3 separate regions of the Mus musculus genome follow, and all the other regions are linked to region 3. A link is a contact called in ENCODE Hi-C or POLR2A ChIA-PET data. All regions are on one chromosome and are shown on one strand. The core of a region is the stretch at or near the end of the contact, and the rest is flanking DNA. Distances in the headings are between cores, read along the strand shown. Region 1 holds the start of Jkamp (JNK1/MAPK8-associated membrane protein). Region 2 overlaps Ccdc175 (coiled-coil domain containing 175). Region 3 holds the start of Rtn1 (reticulon 1).

What was found. Hi-C counts contacts between places; a loop is a spot of excess contacts on that map. ChIA-PET counts read pairs that join two places held with the same protein, here RNA polymerase II (POLR2A).
Region 1: a map of left cerebral cortex shows a loop between it and region 3 (2.3-fold over the local background). The contact joins the promoter of Jkamp here to the promoter of Rtn1 in region 3. A Hi-C loop is called at or near these places in 1 of 37 maps with a recorded cell type or tissue (left cerebral cortex). POLR2A ChIA-PET finds 5 or more read pairs at or near these places in 1 of 5 experiments (Patski).
Region 2: a map of mature B cell shows a loop between it and region 3 (3-fold over the local background). The contact joins the enhancer-like site here to the promoter of Rtn1 in region 3. A Hi-C loop is called at or near these places in 26 of 37 maps with a recorded cell type or tissue (CH12.LX, ES-E14, Patski and 10 more).

The regions. Positions count from the first base shown.
Region 1 is chr12:72,084,215-72,087,612 of GRCm38, forward strand. Jkamp (JNK1/MAPK8-associated membrane protein) reads left to right here and starts at 1,625. Exons shown (of 7, transcript NM_024205.2): 1 at 1,625-1,969. The coding sequence starts at 1,966. It overlaps L3hypdh (L-3-hydroxyproline dehydratase (trans-)), which reads right to left and starts at 1,099. Exons shown (of 5, transcript NM_026038.2): 1 at 435-1,099. The coding sequence starts at 942.
Region 2 is chr12:72,102,469-72,106,071 of GRCm38, forward strand. Ccdc175 (coiled-coil domain containing 175) reads right to left here. Exons shown (of 21, transcript NM_028687.1): 19 at 3,336-3,519. Among named protein-coding and RNA genes, the nearest start is that of Jkamp, 18 kb to the left of the region's middle. Within about 2 kb of position 2,268, at least 1 of the 3 ENCODE cell types and tissues checked has a DNase peak (open chromatin) inside an H3K27ac peak, as active enhancers do; it is gastrocnemius, where a contact is called at or near this core.
Region 3 is chr12:72,407,337-72,410,842 of GRCm38, forward strand. It overlaps Rtn1 (reticulon 1), which reads right to left and starts at 1,718. Exons shown (of 9, transcript NM_153457.7): 1 at 975-1,718. The coding sequence starts at 1,215.

The DNA.
Region 1 (3,398 bases), core at 375-2,874, 320 kb before region 3:
GCAATAGCTTTGCTTACAAATTTAGTGCCTTTCAGAGTCATTTAGTTCTTACCAAGCATATTCTAAGCTATGCTCGAACTCTGGTACACACACTGTCCTTTGGTCCTTAACTTCAGTCTACTGTGAAGCGGCTATGAATCCTGACAAGCAAGGAATGAGGATCTTAAAAAAAGGAAGCGCACAATTCATCCGCATTCCACTCTAAGCTCCCCCCAGGCCTTGTGAGCATGGATCCGCTCAGCAGGACAGCAGAATTGCATCCACCAAACCTGTAAGGCAAAGACACTGAAGCGTGTTTGCAGTAATTTGGAATTACCTTTTTATTAATCGCAAGGGCAGGCAGGGTGGGTTAGTTGCGCAGATATATTCAGCCACAGAGCAGTGGTTAGATTCGCGGATTGTCTCAACCGGGTCTAGTGAGTCTCACCCTTTACCTGAGGCCAGGACAAAGGCTGGGACGCTGTGGAAGCGCACAGGGCCGCAACTGCGGCCACCTTCACACTCTACGAAGGCGGTCACCAGACCACACGGGCAGTGGATGTTGACCTGAGCCTCCCGGGCGCCTTTTGGGGGAGCGGGCACCAGTCCAAAGTCGAGCGCGAAGCGGCCCAGCGCTAGCACCGCGTGACCGCACATGGAGCTGTAGCCTTCGTTGTGCAAGAACAGGACGCCTAGGTGTGCGTCTGGCAGCTCACTGGGCACCAGGATGGCCCCGTACATGTCCCGGTGGCCGCGGGGCTCGAACACGAGCCGCCGCCGGATGTAGTCGAGGTGTTGACGCATGTAGCGACGCTTGGCCAGCAACGTGGGCCCTGCCACCTCCGGACACCCGGCGTGCACGATGCGCAGAGGCTCGCCGCCTGTGTGCATGTCCACCACCGACAGTGCTGGCGTCCTCGGGTCGTTTGGGGGCAGCCGGGTCACTGCCAGCGCCGCCTCCATTGTCTGCGTCCAGGGACTGCCGCACAGCGCGGTGGTGCTCTCTCCAAGCAGGGAGAAAGCGCCAAACCCAACGGGAGAACGCGCAGAACCGGTGGCAATCTCAGGGCCAAGCCGGCGAGCAGAGATCACCCAGCGACCAGCGTCCGGAATCTTAGACTGGGCGCGCCCGAGCTAGCAGGATTCAGAGTTAGACTCCCAACAGGGGCGAGCCTGGGCGACAGGACAGGGAGCGTGGGCAGGGATTAGAAAACTAGACCCCCCAAATGGGGGCGTGGCTCCAGAGGTTTGAACACACGGAGGGGGCGGGGCTTCGGAACTTGCTCCAGCAGCGGGGCGGGGCTCGGAGGCTGGACTGCTCGGCGGGGGCGGGGCCTCGGAGACTAGACACGCGGCAGGGGCAGGGCCTAGAAAAGGAGCCAATAAAATAGGGGCGGGGCTCCAGAGACTACTCTGCGGAGGCGGTGCCTAGAAAACTAGCCCGCACGATGGGGGCGGTCCTCGGAGACCTCAATGCAGGGTAGGAGCGAGGCCTCGGCGACTTGAATGCACGGGGTGGGCGGAGCTACGAGCTTCGTCTAGGAAACGGGGGCGGGACCTCAGGGCCCCTTCAAAGAGACACTGGAGGCGGTGGAGACCAGTTCAAGTTGGAGGCAGGGCGGGGACGAGACCTGAGTCTGGACCCGGAAAAGGTGGAGCCTCTGAGCTCAAACCCGGAAGCGAGAGAGAGAGAGAGAGAGAGAGAGAGAGAGAGAGAGAGAGAGAGAGAGGCTTCCAAGCCTAGATTAGGAAACTAGGTTTCTGGGAATCCTAGGCCTGGAAGTCCGCCGCGTGCACCCCCGACACCCCTAGCGGGGGAAGCGGTGGTGGGGCGGGACTCGGAGCCGAATGTAGCAGGGGCGGGGTTCCAGCGTGCTTGCCAGGCTAGCGGGAGGCGGAGCGGCTGAGAGCGCTGTGGCCCGGATGTTCGGGCGCTGCGTTCGGACCCGCTGATCCCCGGCTTCTCAGGGGAACCTAGTGTGGCCAATGGGTAAGTGGTCGATTAGGCTGCGGGCGTGTCTCTGTCCTTTTTTCCTATTGCTTTTCCTCGCATTGTCTTGGGCTCGCCATCGGGCCGACAGCTCTGCTGCAGCGAGCAGCCTGGCCCTTGGCTGCGCTGAGCCCAGGCACTGACTTCTCCCGGGGTTGGGATGGTCTGCTCCAGAATGGCTGGAGAAGAGCGCTTGTGCAGAATTAAAGGCTGAGTCTTTGTTGTGCTCTTCCTGTGTCCCTTCCTTCAGTCCCTTTGTTCTTGTCCAGGAAAGCATTCCTGGTGGTTGACTTCAGAATTAGAAGCAGAGTTAGAACAGGACAAGGAAGCAGAACCTAATTGCCACGAGACTTGCTTTTTCAACCTCAAATGTAATAGTTGTTTTTCAAGACAGGGTTTGTCCTTGTAGCCTTAGTCGACCTGGAACTTGCTCTGTAGACCAGGCTAACCTCGAACGCAGAGTTCCACCTGCCTCCGCCTCCATAGTGCTGGGTTGAAAGGCGTGCACTATTACACTGGACATCAAATGTAAATACATTAAGCCCTTCACAAAGGGTCTTAGACTGCTGCAGAAAAAAACAAGGACAACATTTTAGCTATAGCTCACCAATGGCTATGAAAGGTTGTACAGATTCTTCTCGTTAGGTAAATGAGCTTTGGTTTGTTGGCCTTGGTTTTGAGATCTTTTAGACGCAAAGCCCATGGAGAAGGGACTTCCTTCTCATTACAGTTCAGTTGTGTTTAAAAAAGGTGTTAAGGATTGGCTGGAGAGATGGCTCAGTGATTAAGAGCACTTGCTGCTTTTCGTGGGGTTTGATCCCCAGAACCTCCACAGCGGCTCAGGACCCTTAGTAACTGCAGTTCAGTGGCTCCTATATCCCTTTCTGACTTTCTCCTCTTTTGGCCTCTGCGGGAACTTGGCTGGTACATGGTGCACAGACATAAATGCAGGCAAAACACAAATACACATGAAAACACAATACTATAATAATAAAAGTTTGTTTTTAAGATTATAAAATAAAGAAGAATTTTTTTAAAAAAAAGATGTCAGATACTTGGTAAAGTGAAAATATCAAACATGAGACATTTCAGACTTTTTTCTGTTTTCCCTCGGCAACATAAGTCCCCCCAAAAAACAACAACAACAACAACAAAAAAAACAAAAACAAAAAACAAAACTGTTCTCCAGGAATTTGAAAGGAGAAAGGGCCTTGTAACCAGAGTCTCCACATGAAAAGTTTGAGGAAATTATTGTTCAGCAATAATAACACGTGTAAATTCACACGTAGGCCAGCATTGTTTTGGATTCATTTCATAGCAAATGGCAGATTCTTACAGAAGCCAGCCTCACTGCCATCGTCCTCTGAGTACCTTTGTGGCTTTGAGCAGCACTTTCCATAATTGGTGTAGAGGATCAGGTGTCACTGAT
Region 2 (3,603 bases), core at 1,018-3,517, 300 kb before region 3:
TGGGGCCATAAATAAATAAATAAATAAATAAATAATAAATAATAAAATTTGTAAAACAGCTCTCATCCTAGTTCAGCGTCCATCATGTTTGAGGTCTTCATGACACATTGCAACTTAAGGCTAGAGTACTTTGCTATTCAGACCTGAATAATTTGAAAGGCAAAAATACTCTCTTAATGTGGACTTCTAGATGAGTTTAATTTATCCAAAACTATGAATTTAAAGGACTTTGCTGCTCACTGGAGCCATGTAGAAATTAAAAAAAAACAAAAACAAAATGTGCCTGAGCTCACCCCGATACTCATGATAAGCTGGTCTAGCATGCAGCCTCAAGGTGGATTCTTTTTTTTTTTTTTCCTTCTAACCTAGATGTGGAAGGTTGAGAACCACCGGCCTACAAGTCTCCCTTATCTAGAGCTTAGTTTTCCCAAGGGGCATTTTGGGTTTGGTTTGGTTTGGTTAGGCGTGGCTTTCCCAAGACAGTCTTGTTACGGCTGTTATGACCTACCCTGGGTGACCTTGAGCCTCTGGATCCAGACTGCCTCAGCCTCCTGGGGCAGGGCTCGCACAGTGGGGTTTTCACGATACCCTTTGAATTATTCAACAAATGATTTCACTTTACTCTCTGTAATGTTAATTTTACTGTAACTATAAAATTGAAAGTAGTTATTTTTTCAGAATTAAATGATCAAAAAAATGGGCGTAATAGTATTGAGTCACTTTTCCATCATAAAATGAAAAGGCCACTTTGACCATGCTAAGAATTGGTTTCTCAAAGCATGTTATGATCTACAAAGGTCTTTCTGCAAGGAATGTGTTATTTGATCAATACAAAACACCTGCATGTAACTGAATGCTCAAGGGAGTTGGAATTTTAACTGAACAGATAGTTCTTAAATGCAAATGGATAATCTGTGTGTTTAAAAACAGAACTGCCATATGACTCAGCTATCCCGTTCCATGTCCTAGCACAGAGATGGGCACACATCTGCACGTATCGCTGCTCTAGTCCCAAGAGCAAGGGAGGGACTCAGCCTCAACCTTTATCTGTGGATAGATGATGGATTGTGGGACATGGATACAGTTGAACCTTATTCTGCCATAAAGAGAAAAAGGAAGTGATAAGATTTGTAGGAAAATGAGTGAAAGTGGAAATAGTAGGTGGGGCCACTGGCTTGGGAAATCAAGTGTGACGAGACCTCTTCTGTGCAGATCCCAAGCTTTCAGCTTTTCTAAATGTGCATTCCATGTGGGAGAGGGGATGGAGAGGTGGCAGGAAACTAGAAAGGGGCCCGTAGAAGGCGGAGAGAGAGGCCGCACAGGAGGGAACTGGGAGAAAAACCACATGGGATGTGAAGGAGGAAATGATTGCACCCCATACGGACAGGGTGAGCAGTGGACAAGGCATGGGGGGGGGGGGCGGGTCACGGAGACGGGGAGAGAGGAGCACCTGAGTATTGAGGTTCAGCCAGAACTAGTTATGTGTGGAAACGGCACACAGGAACCTGTTACTGTGAATGGTGATTTAAAAATACAAATAAATATAAGAAAGTATATTTAAATTCATTTTCACTCTGACTTGAAATTAAGGAAGAAATTATGAAACAAAGTTCTTTTAAAAGTTGTCATCGCCTTGTGTGTGTGTGTATGTGCGTGTGTGTGAGTATGTGTGTGTGTATGAGAGTGTGAGTGTGTGTGTATGTGAGTATGTGTGTCCACGTACATGCATGGGGGGGCAGTGAGTATAGCACATGTGTCACAGTGCATACAGAGCTCAGAGGACAACTTGTAGGGTGTATATAGGTCTCAGGTATTGGGCACAGGTGTCTGTCAGGCTCCATGGCTAAGGACCTTTACCCACTGAGCCATCCCTTTGACCCAAAACACTTTTAATAATTTAAAAGTAATCAGTACTGCTACTGTTTGGTTTACGTATACGTGCATTTCTGCTTACAAGACAGAAAAGGTACAAAGTTAATTGACAGTTTTCAGGTGAGTTCTGGCAATCTAGCATTCTGATAACCTCATTCCTCTTTCCAGTTGTACTTGGGGCTCTTGGGCAGCTCCCATCTGCACCTGTCTCTGACAGCTCTGTGTGCTTTCTGCTCCTTTATCTCCAGGAGAAGAGGCCCATTAGGTCTAACCATCTCTTCTCTTGCCCAGGGATTCGCAGTACAGTAATGAAGCTAGCGTAATGGGTGTGAAAGGGCAGGAACTGAAAGATTGTACTGATATACTATGTCCAACAGAGAGCAGCAGAGAGCTGCAGAACTGGAAGCAGTCCAGGGCTTCTAGAGAATTGCAAGCAATTCACAAGTCAGAGACTCCTTGGCTGTAAGGTGGTGGAATAATAATAATAATTCAAGGGTCAAGTGGTACTCGCTTCTCTGGGACAGGGGGAGATTCCAGACACCCAATGAACAGTCAATATGGGTTTGATATTTTATAACCGCCGTTTGTTGTCTTTCTAACTCTACAATCAGGAAAAGTGAGAAAGGCGTGAACAGCAGGAGGACAATCCGGGCCTGGCTTCTGAGTCCACCCACATTCTGTCGCGTGCCCCGGGAGCTGAGAAGGGCAGAGAGCTATGGCAAGCCGGGGGTCTGCCTCCAGAGCTCAGCTCAGCTTCCGGCTCCTCAGAGGCCCCAACTCCTGACTCCTGCTACAGAGACTTTAGTGATGGCAGCGCCAAAACCACTATCTGGCCCTGGTCAGGGGAGGAGCCGCCAAACTCTGGACTGGACTGTGAATCCCATTTGAGCAGGGAGTGTCTCATTCCCTGTGGTATCTTAGAGCTTGATTCAGGACAGGAGGTTAGTAAGTGCTTGTTGATGGTAACATTTTATTGGCTCTAAATAGAATAGCTCACTTTGTCTTTGTTTAGTTTAAATGGTTTATTTTGGTTTTACTTTATGTGTGTGAGTGTTTGCCTGCATGTATGTATGTATGTGCACTACATGTTTTTGTTTTTCAACAGAGAATGTCTGTGAATCGGGTGTGGTGGCCTATATACCCAGCACTCAGGGAGTCTGGGCAGGAAGATTCTGAGTTCCCACCACACTAGACTCCACAGTAAGATTCCTATCTCAAAAACAAAGTCGCTAGTTTCTTTTTTGTAATCATGAGCAAAATTTAGTTCTCTTGAAAATCTTCTCAAGTGAAAGGAAGAAGTGATGAGCTGTTCGGACAAACTCGACCCAAAGTGAGAAGGGTGTTTGGTGGGAGGCCCAGCACCACAGAGCACTGCCCTTTTCCTTCCTCTGATGACCGGTTCCCGAGGACCCCCTTATTTTGATGTCACTAGCTACTAGAAGGCGGCTGAAGTGCTATCTTACCGAGCTTCTGGAGATCCTCTTTACTAAGGCTGGCCGGTGAGTCCTCTTCCATAAGACGACGCAGCCTTTCGAATCCCCCCACGAGCCAGGTGCTGATGGACTCAATTTTCTCATCCCTGTACTGCAGCTTCGCCACCAGAGACTTAATTTCTTGCATAGTGTCTTCTCCGGTGCCCACCAGTTCCTTAAAGGGACAGCATTTGGGGGTGTGCGGATACAAATTACAACGAAATGAATATCATTCTGAGTGGATTGTTTCCAGAGGTGA
Region 3 (3,506 bases), core at 468-2,967:
CCCCCTACAGTATTCCTTCTGAAAACAGCGATAACCAGGTAGCCGCCCCTCCCCCGCGGCGCCTGTCTCTAGCTTCCAACAGTCAGGACAAGCCATGGCCCTAGGGTTGATTCCACCAGGCAAGGATTTGGAGCGAAGGGCAAGTCAGGGGGAAAGAGAGGCCCAATCACTGACAATTTTTCAAAACGCAAAGATGAGTTCAGACTGCTGGGTAAACTGAGGCTGGACCACTGGCCACAGTCCCAGCATTCCAATCTGCAGCTGCTAAGACCTTCACATTTTAGGGGGTTCAAGTTTCAATACTCTGATAGATTCAGAAAAGAGCGGCTAGGAAATAAAGAAAGAAGGCTACAACTTCCAACCTTCCCAACAATGCTGTCCCTCCGGAATTCAGCTTGGGACTCATGGGGGTTTGTTTTCTGCGCGGGAGAAAGAGCTGAGCTGGAGGAAAACTGGAAAGGAGTAGGGTGTGGTGATTCCTTGAGGGAAGAGAAAGGGAAAATAAAGTCTCTGCGGTACTCCGGTGCCCTAAACCCAGCGGGAGGGTCCTGAGGCGGTGGGCCCGCCCGCTGATAGGCAGTCGTCTATCTCTGCTGTGGAGCTCGCTGAGCGCAAACACGCCCCAGAAAAACATCACAACCTGTCACTCCCCGCCCTGCTGCCCTGAGACCCCTGACAAGAAGAGAAAACTTGTTCCGGGGCGCAACAGAAGCCAGGCTTGCCAACGAGGACAATGTCTAAGGCTGAAAAAAGAGTAAAAATGAAATTACTGGACCAACAGCCTTCTTCCTCCTAGCCGCTGGCAGCACCCTGCTGTTTTCCACCAGTCCGCTAATATTTACAGTCGCCAGGAGCGAACCCCTACCTCCAGGTAGACAGGCCAGGAAGACGCAGAGAAAAGCTGTGGACTAGGGGACCCACAAGAAACACGGTCCCGGCCTCCATTTGCGGGGTCGCGGTGCGGGCCGGCTTACCTGTGGATGCAGTTTCCATGGCGACGGGAGGCGACCGGGCGGGGCCGGAGCACAGTTCCCGCGACGACGTTACCCCAGCTCCAGCGCCCGACCCCCAGGCGGGCTCCCCATCCTGCTGCGCTGGCCTGGCCCCCATCACCGCCGTCGCTTCGTCTTCCCCATCCCCCCGGCCCCCGAACCACTGGGACCCGGGGCTACCCAGAGACAGCGGCTCATCTTGCAGATCCGGCGGTGCGGCCATGGCTGGCTGTGCCCCAGGCTGGGCTACTGTGGCTTGGCAAGGCCGGGGTGCGCTGGCTAGGGACGCGGACGCTCCCTGCTGCTGTCCCTACCGGGACTCCGGACTCCAGAAGGCTGCAGAGTCTCCGCGCCACCGTCGCTGCTTTTGCTGCAACTCGGGCCGAGCCGCGGCTGCTGTTCTGGGCGCTTCGGCTCCTCCTTCTCCCCCTCCTCTTCCTCCGGGGCCCCGGGGCGGCTGCCGCCCGCGCTCCTCCCCTGCTCCAGAGGCAGCTTGCTGTGCCTGCGCTGCTTCGCTACTCCCAAGCCTGTTATTACGCAGGTGAAAATGGCCTGCTTGGTCCGAGTCCTCCCTAATGCACGTCAGCCCCGGGCCTGTTAATGGCAGCCTCTGATTAGGGGATGTGCCAAACCCACTTGTTTTACCCTTTATCTGGGGAAGAATACACAGAGAGGACCAGCAGGTACTGGCTGCAGCTTGACTAGACAAGAAGTTAAAACCAGACTGGAGTCCTAGGACTCTAGGATAGAAAGCGAATCTCAGAACAACCGTTCTGAGGGTTAGCTGCATAAAGGACACTGGCCTGAGCCTTGACCTGGTGATCTGCAACCTGGAGGTTAAATCCTTCATCCTGAAGTTTCCAGAACCGGCCCAAACAAACAAACAAAAACAATAACAAAACAGTATAGGAATGGGCCCTCAGATGGAACTCCACAAAAATGCTTTCCAGACCTGTCCCAAGTAGCATTGAAAGCAAACAGGATGCTACCAGGCATTAAACAACAACAACGACGACGACAGCAACAGCAACAACAAATGGCTGTGCCATATAAATGACAGGCCGTGTTGGGCAGTCTGTTTTGAGAAGTGGAAATCCACAGGAACTTCTTGCTCCCCCTCCCCACCCCTTTTCTGTGCTCTCTGATACTTAATGAACAGTAAAGGCGACTCACCTACATGTGCTATTCCCATATTTAGACCTATTTAGACCTATCTTTTCAAACAAGCCGTCTTACCGGTTCCTGAACTGTAAAATGGTGTGTGCCTTTCCTTTAAGTCTTGGCTCAAGTCTAACATCAGAGTAGATGAGTACAGTTATCGGTTAGTCCTACTCAAAAAAAGTGGAAGGCAACTGTGCCCTTGCATGCAGAGTGGTTGTGTAGGGTTCTCAGCTACCATTTGCATACCAGGAGCATCACAACTATCTGTAAATTCAAAGGCCAGAGTCATCAACATCTGGGACTCCTAAAAATGATGAAAATAGAAAATTTTTTATTCACTGTAATCTTTTGTTCTACTAGTACAACAATGCTCAAAAGATAGCAATAAATTGGAGGAAAATGTGTGTAATCTTACAGTCACCAAAATTTTACAGATTGATGTATTAAAAATTAATTCCTGAGTCCAGAGAGACAGCTTAGTATTTAAGAGTGATTGCTGCTTTTCCGGGGGACCAGACCTGACAGCTCACACTTGCCTGTAACTCCAATACACACACACACACACAAACCACTACACCTTTGAAAAAATTGGTTTCTATGAAATATGTTCATTATCTTCATAGTGACAATGGCATCACAGTTGTATGCATGGGACAAAAATCAAGTTGTCATGTGTATGTGTGCAATTCAATGTGTACCAGTTATTCTAATAAAGCTATAAAAATTATCTCCCTCTGTAATAACAAATTCTTGGTTATCCTGAATCATTATAGCTTTTTTTAACATAAGATAATAGGCACCTTGTTTAGAATGCCATAATGTATCAAGAATGCCAGGGAGGAACTTTCTTACAGTTTCATTATTAATATGCCAAGAACACTGGAAGCACATGGCTATTAAGGAATACTGAATTTGAGGCACTATGATAAAGAGAACATATAATTTGTTTCTCTGAAAAACACTAAAGAATAGAATCACTGGAAAACCTGACTAACTCCAAACCCCTTTGTATCCTTATGATTAAGTAGATAAAGGGATATGACTCTAATGTTCATCATTAAATAGATATGACCCATTTCATCAGCTACCAATCAATACTCTCATTTAAGAATATGTAGAGAAAATAACCAATTAAGTCTATTTCTGTTTTATTTGTTATAGGAAAAAGACAATTTCATTTTGATAAATTATTCTGAAAGCACATGTGGTGTGCTTGTGTTGTGTCTCAGTAGTATAGAACTGAGCTAGGGTGTGTGAGGCTCTGGGATCGATCCCCAATGTGATAGAGACAGCAAGACAGAGAGACAGTGAAACAGATTCTTTAAAAGTGTGTGCATCGTGTTTCAGTCGAGC